Regions from separate parts of the Homo sapiens genome. Here all the other regions are linked to region 1. The links are chromatin contacts, found by Hi-C in ENCODE. All regions are on one chromosome and are shown on one strand. The core of a region is the stretch at or near the end of the contact, and the rest is flanking DNA. Distances in the headings are between cores, read along the strand shown.

Region 1 (3,661 bases), core at 615-3,114:
CCCCACCACAACCACTTTGATCTCTCTCACAGACACACCCCCCGCAGGGCAGCTACCCTGGACTCTGGACTGTCTTCTGACTCTGCTTGCATTTTCTGGCCTCTGCCCTGTCACTGGTTTTCTCCCACCAGCTGTGCCTGCTCAAATTCCTACCCATTCTTTAAGACCCAGCTAAGATGTTGCCTTCCCTCAACATTTGTCAGAGTTTCCCCATTCATTCTGCCCTGTGTCACTGAGTGTGCCTGTATTAGGGTTCTCTAGAGGGACAGGACTAATAGGATACATGTATATATGAAAGGGAGTTTATTAAGGAGTATTGACTCATATGATCACAAGGTGAAGTCCCACAATAGGCTGTCTGCAAGCTGAGGAACAAAGAAGCCAGTCCGAGTTCCAAAACCTCAGAAGTAGGGAAGCCAACAGTGCAGCCTTCAGTCTGTGGCCGAAGGCCAGAGATCCCCTGACAAACCACTTTTATAGGTCTAAGAGTCCAAAAGCTGAAGAACCTGGAGTCCGATGTTCGAGGGTAGGAAGCATCTAGCACGGGAGAAAGGTGAAGGCCAGGAGACTCAGCCAGTCAAGTCCTTCCAACTTCTGCCTGCTTTTATTCTAGCCATGCTGGCAGCTGATGAGATGGTGCCCACCCAGACTGAGGGCTGGTCCGCCTCTCCCAGTCCACTGTTAATCTCCTTGGCAACACCCTCACAGACACACCCAGGAACAATACTTTGCATTCGTTCATATCAATCGAGCTGACAATATTATCCATCACAGTGCCTCAGTCTCCCCAGTATTCAGGGGAGGGCAGAGATGTTGTCTTTTTGTCCTTCTGTTCCATGGCGTGCCCAGATCCTGTGATGGCAGGTGCTCACTATATCTATGGAACTGAAAGGCCAGACCCTGGGGAGAGGACAGAGCAGGTTTGGGAGCCAACTGTGAAACCTTGGCAGTGGGAGTCAGGAAGAGCAACCTAGGTCTTTGCATCCTCATGCAACAAGGATGGAGGCCACCTCAAGTACACATTATGTGCTCAGCAAAGACGAGATTTAAAAGTATAAAACATTCACATTTGAGCAACTTAGGTCATTAAGAATTTGGCCTCTTTATAATGATAGCAGTGTCCACAGGAAGAGAGTGAGTGGGACATGAAATTTCTGGTTCTGCATGCAGACTTCTACATTTCTACCAGCTAATTATTATTATCATTAAATTATTAAGCAAAGAGCTTACTCGCAAAGGTCAACTTTTTATAAAGCATAAGTCATCCTTGGAAGTGTCGTTTGGTCATTCTAGTAATTCTTGCTTTTAATTCTTTAACAACTATGGGTAGAACTGCAGTGTACCATTATTCCACCTTTGTTTGCACTGTCAAAATACCCAAGACGTTGCCAAGGACGACTGAATTCTTAGGCTTGGCCGCAGCCACCCACAGGGCAGGTGCTCACTTCCTCCTCCGGGGTAGAAGAGATCATGGGTCCCTTTCCAGTCCAGGCTGGAATGGAGAAGTCGTCCCTGACCACAGTGCGCCAGGCAGAGGCCAAGGTTCTAAACTGATAGAACCCACCCACCAGGGCGGTGCCAAGTCCCAGTAAGGGCCGCATCTCCCCAGCTTGGCTGATGAAGAGGCGGGGACCGAACCCTCCAGTGCAGGAGCCTGTCTGGTGCCTGGCTCTCCCACCGATCCGCACGTACCTCTTCCTCGCGGGTCCTACCCCACGCAGGTATCTAGCGCCCAGCCCTGTTCATTTCCCACACCTGGCCCGCTCCGCCCCGGGGCCGAGGAGACGCACGTCTGATTGGCCGAGGGCGGCGGGGGCGGGGCCGGGGCGCCCCCAGAGGCCTAGACAGAGGTGCGGGCGGGGCAGGCCGCGCTCAGCAGGCGGGGCGGGAGCCGCGTGCGCCCGAGGACCCGGCCGGAAGGCTTGCGCCAGCTCAGGATGAGGACAGGCTGGGCGACCCCTCGCCGCCCGGCGGGGCTCCTCATGCTGCTCTTCTGGTTCTTCGATCTCGCGGAGCCCTCTGGCCGCGCAGGTAACCGCGGGCACGCCAGCCCCGCAGTCCGCTGGGTGCCTCGACGCCACAGCTCTGCTGCCTTCCAGCCTGGGGCAGGGCTGCGCCCCTGGGGCAGGTCACGGCTGCTTTGCTGTTGGGGCGGGGGGGCTCTGGAGCCGGAAGAGTGAGTCGCAGGGGAGGTCTGGCAGAGGAAGCGCCCCAGTGCCCTCGGGGGCCCGGAGGAGGGCGCGGTGGATGTGGGAGGACAGGGCCCTTCTGGTGCAGAGGGGACGCGGTGCACCGTAGAGTAGGCGCACGGAGGCTTTTTTGGCCGGGTGCGCTGCTCCATCGTCGCCTCTCTTATATAATGTTGCTGGAGTATGGGGTTCCCCATCTGCCCTCTTGCGTCCCGTCCCTCCCGTTCTCGCTTTTCCTTCGGCCCTTGGTCACCTTGGCCACAGGGCCAAGAGGAGCCTCCACCCACAGCGCCAAGGATTCCCCACGATTCCCGGATTTCACTGCGCCTACGGTGCGCATCAGGAAGGAAGTCAGGTTAAATAAACCATCTCCTCCGAAAGTGACCAAGACCAAGAGTCAGCTATGATGCCCTCACCCACCGCCTAGAGCAACAAACCTTTCTTCTCATTGGTTTATCAGCTCCAAATGACCCCGCTCCCCCAAGGCTGACAGCCTCACGGTGAAGGGCAGGTCGCCTGCTTGGGGACCTGCTGCCTCTCACTGCGGAAGCAGGACCAGAAACAGACAGCCTTCATTGATGTTCAGGGTAGTGCCAGCCCCACCACACCACACCCCTTGGCAGCAACCGGTTGCTTTTACTTTCTCTTTTTGCCTGGGCGAGGGGTGTGCAGAGAACTTTGTTTCTTGGTTGGACTGCATCATGGGCACTCAATGGGCCACCCTCCACCGGCCACTTCTGTTATCGTGCCTGTATGAGGAAGGAAAAGATTGTCCAGGCAGTTTGAAAAACATTAAATTGTTGGTGGCTCTTATTTTCTTTGCAGCTAAGCTAAGTTACCATCTGGTTTAGACTTCCTTCGGAGAGCGATGGGAAGAGATTTCTCAGAGTGTGAATGGCATCATCCTATCTACAGCAAGGACCTGGAAATGAACCCTGCTCTGAGTCACACTTCTCTATTCTCCTTTGACCCTGTGTGCTAGGAACTACCAAAAGAATCCTTTAAAATAAGATCCTTTATTGCCTTGATAATTTATTCTGCCTGCCCCACAATCCAAGGTGGAAAAGTTCACTGCAGCAACTAACTACAGTGAAAATGCACTAACTTTTCAATCACTAACCTCTTGGTTCCCATCGACATCTGCTTCAGTCCTGTTTTTATCTCCTTCACAAATTTCAGGATTTCCCTAATTCTTGCAATCTCTGCAATCACTGCCCTTTATCACTGACCCAAAGCAAAAAGCACCAGGTTTAACTCTGTTCCCCCTGTGCTAGGTCCCCACAGGTTTTGTTATCCTGTATCCTTCCTTACTCCTAGCAGCTACTCTGATCGATTTTCTCTCACCCTCAGAGCAGACTTGTGGCCTTGTTTGGGGAAGCACTGGAATTTTGAACCCCCAGCCATTTGGGTCAATTGTTTGGCAAGAGTGTCCGCTTCATGATGCTGGTGATGGCATGCACCTCGTCACATGT
Region 2 (3,661 bases), core at 772-3,271, 2.4 Mb after region 1:
AGTTGAAACCACCCTTCTTCGGGACAGGGAGAGAAATGCTTGGATTATCAAGTCAAAATTAACATCAGCAACCCCTTTTTTTACCCTGCCAATACAACGACCCTTTGGTATGCTGTAGAAGCTTTATGATTTGAAAAAAAATTTATAACAAAACAATTTTACTTATGTTTTTTCTCTTTGCTGCAAAATTAGAATTGCTTATTCTAGCTTTCCAGATGTTTAAATCCTGAATAAGCAGGGTTTTCATGTACTAATAAGCTTCCATTGTGTGGGCAGATACCATTATTGAAGGAAAGTTAGAGACCTCTGAAGTTCTCCACTGCATCCCAGGCTGTAGACACTACGTTAAATTGACGAGCAAACATGGCCCATACAAATGAGCAGGAAATAATGCATAAAAATGGAAGTTTAAATTTTTACCCTCTACCCTAGGTAAGAGGCTGTGAACTGGTGTGTGTGCTTTGGCAGATAGGTAAGAAAGTGTGGAATTCCTTACCTAGAGGGAATGAAGTTAGAGTAGGTGTCCTGTTGTTTCTCATCAGAGCATTGAAGAGATGGTTTCAGTGGTGGAGTAAGAGATGGACCCTGGGAGGCTAAGAATAGAAGCTGTGGTTAGCCCCAGACTATGGGCTAATGGGGCTGTATTTCTTGTTGTTTTGAAGTAATGTGAACCTCAGTGCCTTTTCTGTTGAAGCAGTCTGTGTGCTAATTACTTGTGATAAAAGGGTGCTTACAAGATATCAACAAGAGTCCTTGGCTTGTTATCTGAAGATGGTTTCCTTTTCCAAAATGAGGGGGAAATGGTCTGGAAGACCTGGAGCTGACTATGTTTTATCAACATGAGTTGACTATGTAAATCCTATGTACAGCTTGTTTGCTGGTGATTTAAACCAGCGTTTAAAAGTCCTGGATAACGGTTGTCACAGAATTCTTGTAGGTGATTTTTTTCCTCTTTCAAGAACTTCATATAGAGTTAATTAGGAACTCTTCATGCCCTTATACAATTCAATTTAACGTATCACTAAGAACTTCAAGTATGTAATTTGTATAGCCCACTCTTCATATTCATTAAAATTCACATACACATTTGTTCATATTCACTGCACAGTGATGGAATCAGAGAGGTTTTGTTATTTAGTCACTCTCTTGGTTTATTTAATCTCACTGAGTTTATGCCAAAAGGGATTTAAAGTGGCTAAATTAATAAAATTCAACAAAGTATTCCTGACCACACAGCATTTCTCTATTTTTTGGAAGGTTTTTCCTTCTAAAAAATTGTGGAGGTAAAGAGTTTTCTTATATTTTGAGTAGGTGAAATCATCCTCAAGTTGAAGAAAAGAAAACAAAAATTTTTTCCTGAAATGCCAGAAATTTGCATGGGGTAAAACACCTGGTTCGTAAGAAAAAAAAAAATCAAGCCCAGACATCCTTACCAAGCTGAAACAATATTTCATGTTTCTAAGATACTTGGGTGAGTTAAACCAAACAGGAAGCAGCAACAGAAGTCCCTGAATCAGAGAGGAACTGATCATTACTCATTTGACTTTGCAAGCAGAATGATGACACCATTACCCTGAAATCTAAAAAACTTAAAATAACTCCTTGTCAATTATGAAAATACTTACGGTTATGGTCTTCTGTCACGTAATCTCATGGGCAATTTCAACTTCTCCCTATCCCTTAGACTACTCCAACCCTTCATACTTCTAGAACTAGATCATGTTTTTGCAAACTTTTTAGAACATGGAACACTTTGGGGGAGAAGAAGGCTGAATCACCCCACTCGATCTTTTAAGTGACTTAGCCCACCCTAAATAACTTGAATGCGAAACCTACACAGGAAAACAAGTGAAAAAATTGGTAATTCTTTTACATAATTGAGATAATGTCTAGTTTCTTAAAATACAGGGAGAAGCTAAACATTAGATGTCAAACTATCGTAAACACAATTTCCTCGGCCACCTATGGATGACAGTCATCTGTAATACACAGACAACTTGTCACGCCCAGTGAACACCCTGAAGAAGGAGAAGCAGAATGGGGAAGTGGGATGGAGGTTTTAATTTCATGGTCTTTTGTGTTTTGGAAAATGTAAGTCAATGTGGCATTTGCAGAAGTTATCACATTGTTACAGAGCCAAATTACACCTTCCCTTGCCATTGTATCTAAAATGCTGGCTCCTTTTTATTCTTTGATATAAGGAGAACAAAAGGTATTTCTCCTTAAAGTAACAGTCAAATTTTGCCACTTGGGGCCCTGTGTTCATATGCCATGCCAGTGCTCAGCAGCTCCAGGTTTCTTAGATATTTTTATTAATTTTTATTGAGTGCTTACTATTGTGTCAGGTAGTCCTACAGAACTTTAATTTCCACAAAAATCCTATGAGGTTGGCACTGTTTTTTACATAGATGTGAAACTGAGACACAGAGATAAAATGCAGCTTTTCCCAACAACTTGGTTGCCTACTGTTCTCAAGGGGTATCTAACGTGTAGTACTCATGGGGTGCCTATAGGACTTGTTTAGCCTTTTTTCTCTTATTTTACCATTATTTTGAAACTTTAAACTGTTTTTGAAGTTATGAAGTAAGTACGTGTATAAAACCAGGATTAGAACATACAAAGAGACAAATAAAAAGAAGTCTTCCTTCCCTAACAACCCAGGACTACTCCACAGAGGTAACTATTTTTAATTTTATGTATTAGAAATTTTCTATGCCTAAACTAGATATGCATATGCATACACATTCATTTTTATGTATGGATCAATTAAGGTACATGTGTCGTACCTTGACATGGTTGACGCATCTGTGAACATGCTTGTCTCCCTGAATTCACTGTAAATTCTGAAGTCATACTATGTGTACCATTCTGGTTATCTGCTGTTAAGTAACAAATGATCCCAACACTTAGTGGCTGAAATTAACATTTATTTTGCCCACAGACCTGCAGTTTGAACAGGTCTTTGCTGGAAAACCTCATCTTTGCTACACTCAAGATCAGCTGGGGTGGTGCAGGGATTAAGGGCTGGAATCATATGAAGGCTCAGTTGCTCACATGTGTGGTGTTTGATGCTGGCTTTCAGTTAAGTCCACAGGTGACCCTGCGGCTAGAACACCTTCACGTGGTCTTTCCATGGAGCTGCTTGGCTTTCTCAGAGTATGGTGGCTGGGTTCCCATCAGACGCCCATCAGAGCAGGGCCTGAACAACTGGTATCATTGATGTTGGCCCTCTGACGTTGAAACTAGGCCTGTAACACCAGCTGAGGTCTGCTGTTGAAGAACACATCTGAGCAAGCATAGCAAAGTAGGCTGTGCATATGAGAGATGTGGAGACAGGGTGGAAGGTCATACTCATGGATTTGTTTTGGAACTCATCCGGTTATGTCTTATTTTGTCTTTCTTATTCCTCTGTATTCTCTTCTGTAATGTCCTTCTTACTGTCACACTCAGTTTCCAAGTCAGCTCTCAGCCTCCTCCATTCCCTGGATATTGATACACTTGTTCTCTCCTGGCATCACATCACTTTAACTGATAGCCTGGAATCAGCCCAACCTGGCCCCTGGCAATACATCAATTCCCAGCATCACACACATGCATTCCCTTGTAGGTCTTCCCTCATGGGGGTCTTCATTTGGCCATTCAAGCTCCAAGGGTTCTACTC
Region 3 (3,661 bases), core at 307-2,806, 2.4 Mb before region 1:
GCGATTAATAATGAGCATGACAACAGCTGAAAAGAGTTGTTTATTTTAAATTCATGGAAAAGGGGATTTAAATATTCAAAACACATACAGACGTTCTCTTTATTGTGTCGTGGAACTCTCCATCAAATTCAAGCACTCTGACAAAAGTGGGTAAGGAAGCACCAAATTATTTGAATGAAAATGTATTACTCTTGCCACCTCACTCTACCATACATATATGAATTCAGAGCATACCAAGAGGAGTAAATATACAAACTTCTAACAGATAGCTTCAACCAAATGAAAATACGTATACGCTAGGGACGTTTTTAAAGACCCACAGGTTTATGCTATCTTGATTAATCTTCGAAGGGGCTTTACTTTCCTTAGGTACCTTAAACTTCCTTCCTAAATTTAAGGACTGAGGAGGCATAGGCATTACAAAGTGGACGGTGCCAGAGGGGATTGAGGCAAGTCTTAAGGAAAGCAAATCAATTTTAGGAACAAGTATGTGTGGAAGTTGAGGACCTGGAAATTCATATCCTAAAACAACAACAACAACCACAACCACAACCACCACCACCACCACCACCACCACCACCACCACCACCACCATGAACTCCAAGGGGTAGGAGTAACTCTTTTGAAGACCACAACCATAGCCCAAAGTCAAGTCCTATATTAAAATCAGTAAAACACAATTTCTCTTTTTAGGTAAAAAACAAATAGAAAATATATTATATTCTACCCACACCGCAATGGATCAAACTACTGTTAACTCTGTTAACACAGCGTGTAGATCACTGACATCGATACTAAAGGTTTGGGCTCCTTTCTGAAAAGAAGGGGCTAGCCACCAGGACTCTACGATTATAACTTGCAACTCCCAAAGGTGATGCAGGATAAAAGTTATAACAAAGAGTAACTTCCCCCCGCCTGGGGGCGAGCGGGGGAGTCTAGAACAGATTGCCCTTCGTATAACAGTAAAGATTAGGAGTTATTTACCGTACACCTTAATTTATTCATAAGGAACTTAAAGAACAAGAAGTGGTCAGGAAATTCAAAAAGAGGATCTCTAGCAACACTGAGTGGGGGGCGGGGGAGGGAAGTACCACAAACGATTACTGGAACAAGAAGAGGGTGGCTTGTTCCTCCATTCCAGGAAATAAATTTCCAAACACACATTACTCCCTCGGCTCCACCAGGACGCTCCTCGAGGGTCCTCAACGACCAGAAAACCTGCGGCTCCAAGTCAGCCCAGGATCAATGCTCGCCCAGGCCCTGGCCCCCAACAGCCCCGGAATCCGGCGCCGCCGAGTACCAGGCGCGGACGCAGGGAGCAGGAGCCAAGGGCGGACCCGCACGTTGGCACCGCCCCCGGGGGCGCCACACCCCGCGAGGAAGAGGGACACGACCAAGCGGCTGGGACTCACCCCTCCTCCGTATCCCGGGTAGGCCATGACGAGCGGGACGAGCGGAGCGAGCGTCACCCTCGAGTCGCGTCCGCAGTGCTGGGAGAAAAAGCACAGGCGCAGGTGCAAGGAGGCGCAGCTGCAGGTGAGGCTGAAAGGCGCACTAACCGCACAGTTCACTCCTCCGAACCCGCCCCCTTCCGCAGGCCAGCCCCGCCCTGCACGGTTCCGATTGGCTGAGTCCCACACTTTGGAGCCAACTCAGCTGCAGTCCGCCCCTTCCCGCAGCCTAGCCCCACCCATCTCTGCCCTGATTGGCTACACCCCATCGGGAGCCCTCCAGTCCCTGCTCGACTCTTACTGGCTCCCTCAGGTTCTCGCGCGCTCTCCTTCTAAATCCCGAAGAAGCCTTGGCTGCTGCAACGGAATTCCCACTCTCTGTGGAAAGGTCTTCTACAAGCCTTCAACTCCTCAAGTTACTTTTCTTTCTAGAAACCCCAAACCGGCAAGTCTGTGACTTATTTTAACCAGCCCTCCACGCTTTTGAGCTGGACTTCAAAGACCCATCTGTGAATTTCAAAATTTTGCAGTTACATTTACTTTTGTGTAGTGTTGATGTCACATCAAAACTTTGCAACCAGGACCACACCTGTGGTCCAGGAGGAGTGCTTCTGCGCCAAAACCCACTTGAGGCCACATTGGACGAACAGGTTATTGATTCTGTTTGGTAGATAAATGGTGACCTGAATTGTGGCATGTTGGCAAATAAACAGGATATCTAGTTAAAGTTGATTTCCAAATAAACTTTTTTAGTGTAAGTATGTCCCAAATATTGCACAGGACGTGAACATACACTAAAAACTTATTTGCTGTTTATACACTGATAATATAGACGGTGTCCTGTATATAATCTGACTCAGCCTTTGGGCAAACTCTTGTTAAATGTTCAATTACTTTGGCTTATTAAGTAATAGCAATGGACAAGTCTGATTTATCTCTGGAACTCAAATGAATTTTGTAGCTCTGACTTTAAAAGGACAAGGCAGCTGTAGCTTTGGCTTATGAACAAATGAAAAAACCAAATGATATTATTTTGAGTTATCTCTGAAGAACAAGAGAAGGGCTAACATGTTTCTTAAAAATAAGGCTATCAAAAAAATGTTAACTATTCACAAAGGAAATCAGCCTTGCAGAGCTGAGTATCTGTTGTTCAGCTATGCTACAGAAGAGGATGTTGGACCTTGTGAAACAATTCTCAGAGGAAACAGCAGAGAGAAAGGAAGATTGCCGATGTCCTAGCTACTCTTGGGAAAGTGTCTGTAAGTTCCTTCAATGCTGTAAGAAATACTTAAGCCACTAAGGTTAAATTATTGGCATAAATAAATAGAGGGGAAGGGTAAAACCTACGTGGCAAAAGGGAAAAATGCATGGCTTATGAAGGTATCAAATGATAAAGCGCTAGAAAGAACAAACCATTGCAAAATTTTATTCCAACGGATTAACTACATATTCAAAGAACTGCTTAGGAAGGATTGAGTGTTTACATTTACAATGTTAGTCTGATTCTGTGGTCAAAATTTTTGTGCATCTTGTTTTCATCAAAATAGCCTTATTGATGCAGCTGCATTTGTGCAGTTGGGAGTTAAGGCCCCATGGGTTTCTTGCCTTTCTGCACATTTAATTGCAAAGATAGTATTTCCTGCCAGGGCAAAGTTTGGGTACGTTTGCTAGCAGCCTTCTTAGGACTTTCCTAAGCTTGGAGTTCTTCCAGTTGCATAACAAACACAGTGCATGTACAACACCCATCTGGCAGCTCCTCTTCGCCTTGTGGGACTTCAGAACGAGGGGAATCTATGGAAGTATGAAGCTCATGGTGCCTGTTGTGCTTTGAGTAATAAAGTTATTTGTCTCAGACTCAGGAATCTCACACATTCTGCCAACTTCCATGAAACTGTGGCACTCTACTTGTTTGCTTATAACTAGGGTAAAATATCAGATCCTTCATAGTTCCTGCCAATATATCTCTTAACTTAGAGAAAGGGCTACCAAAGAAAGTTCCTACCATGAAGATGCAGAGGAGGACTTTGAACAACACAGCATCTCTCTCTCTAAAACTAGTGTTTCAAATTTTAAATATTCTAGTATAAAAATTCAAATAAGGCCATAGAGTTTTTTTTAAATAACAGTAATGTTAATTTGCCTCCATGAGTCAAGTTAATACTGTATGAACAATAGCATTTTATGAAAATGTCATGTCTATTTAAAAAATT

What was found. A loop is a pair of places that touch in the nucleus more often than their neighbours do. Pooled maps may share reads with other maps.
Region 2: a loop to region 1 is called in a pooled map, with 6 times the contacts of the local background. The contact joins the enhancer-like site here to the promoter of LY75 in region 1. A Hi-C loop is called at or near these places in 5 of 37 single-sample maps with no recorded cell type and 8 of 50 pooled maps.
Region 3: a map of CD4-positive, alpha-beta T cell shows a loop between it and region 1 (4-fold over the local background). The contact joins the promoter of GCA here to the promoter of LY75 in region 1. A Hi-C loop is called at or near these places in 3 of 168 maps with a recorded cell type or tissue (CD4-positive, alpha-beta T cell, CD8-positive, alpha-beta T cell and naive thymus-derived CD4-positive, alpha-beta T cell) and 8 of 50 pooled maps.

The regions. Positions count from the first base shown.
Region 1 is chr2:159,902,959-159,906,619 of GRCh38, reverse strand. LY75 (lymphocyte antigen 75) reads left to right here and starts at 1,864. Exons shown (of 35, transcript NM_002349.4): 1 at 1,864-2,031. The coding sequence starts at 1,938. It overlaps LY75-CD302 (LY75-CD302 readthrough), which reads left to right and starts at 1,864. Exons shown (of 38, transcript NM_001198760.1): 1 at 1,864-2,031. The coding sequence starts at 1,938. RefSeq lists silencers at 1,662-1,903, 1,673-2,132 and enhancers at 2,313-2,392, 2,533-2,582, 2,803-2,852, 2,903-2,952.
Region 2 is chr2:157,467,436-157,471,096 of GRCh38, reverse strand. The region is part of intron 3 of LOC105373712 (a long non-coding RNA gene); the gene reads left to right. Among named protein-coding and RNA genes, the nearest start is that of CYTIP, 25 kb to the right of the region's middle. RefSeq lists an enhancer at 1,737-1,956. Within about 2 kb of position 2,021, at least 8 of the 41 ENCODE cell types and tissues checked have a DNase peak (open chromatin) inside an H3K27ac peak, as active enhancers do.
Region 3 is chr2:162,342,027-162,345,687 of GRCh38, reverse strand. It overlaps GCA (grancalcin), which reads right to left and starts at 1,556. Exons shown (of 8, transcript NM_012198.5): 1 at 1,413-1,556. The coding sequence starts at 1,439. RefSeq lists silencers at 1,250-1,329, 1,570-1,719 and enhancers at 1,748-1,917, 1,770-1,999.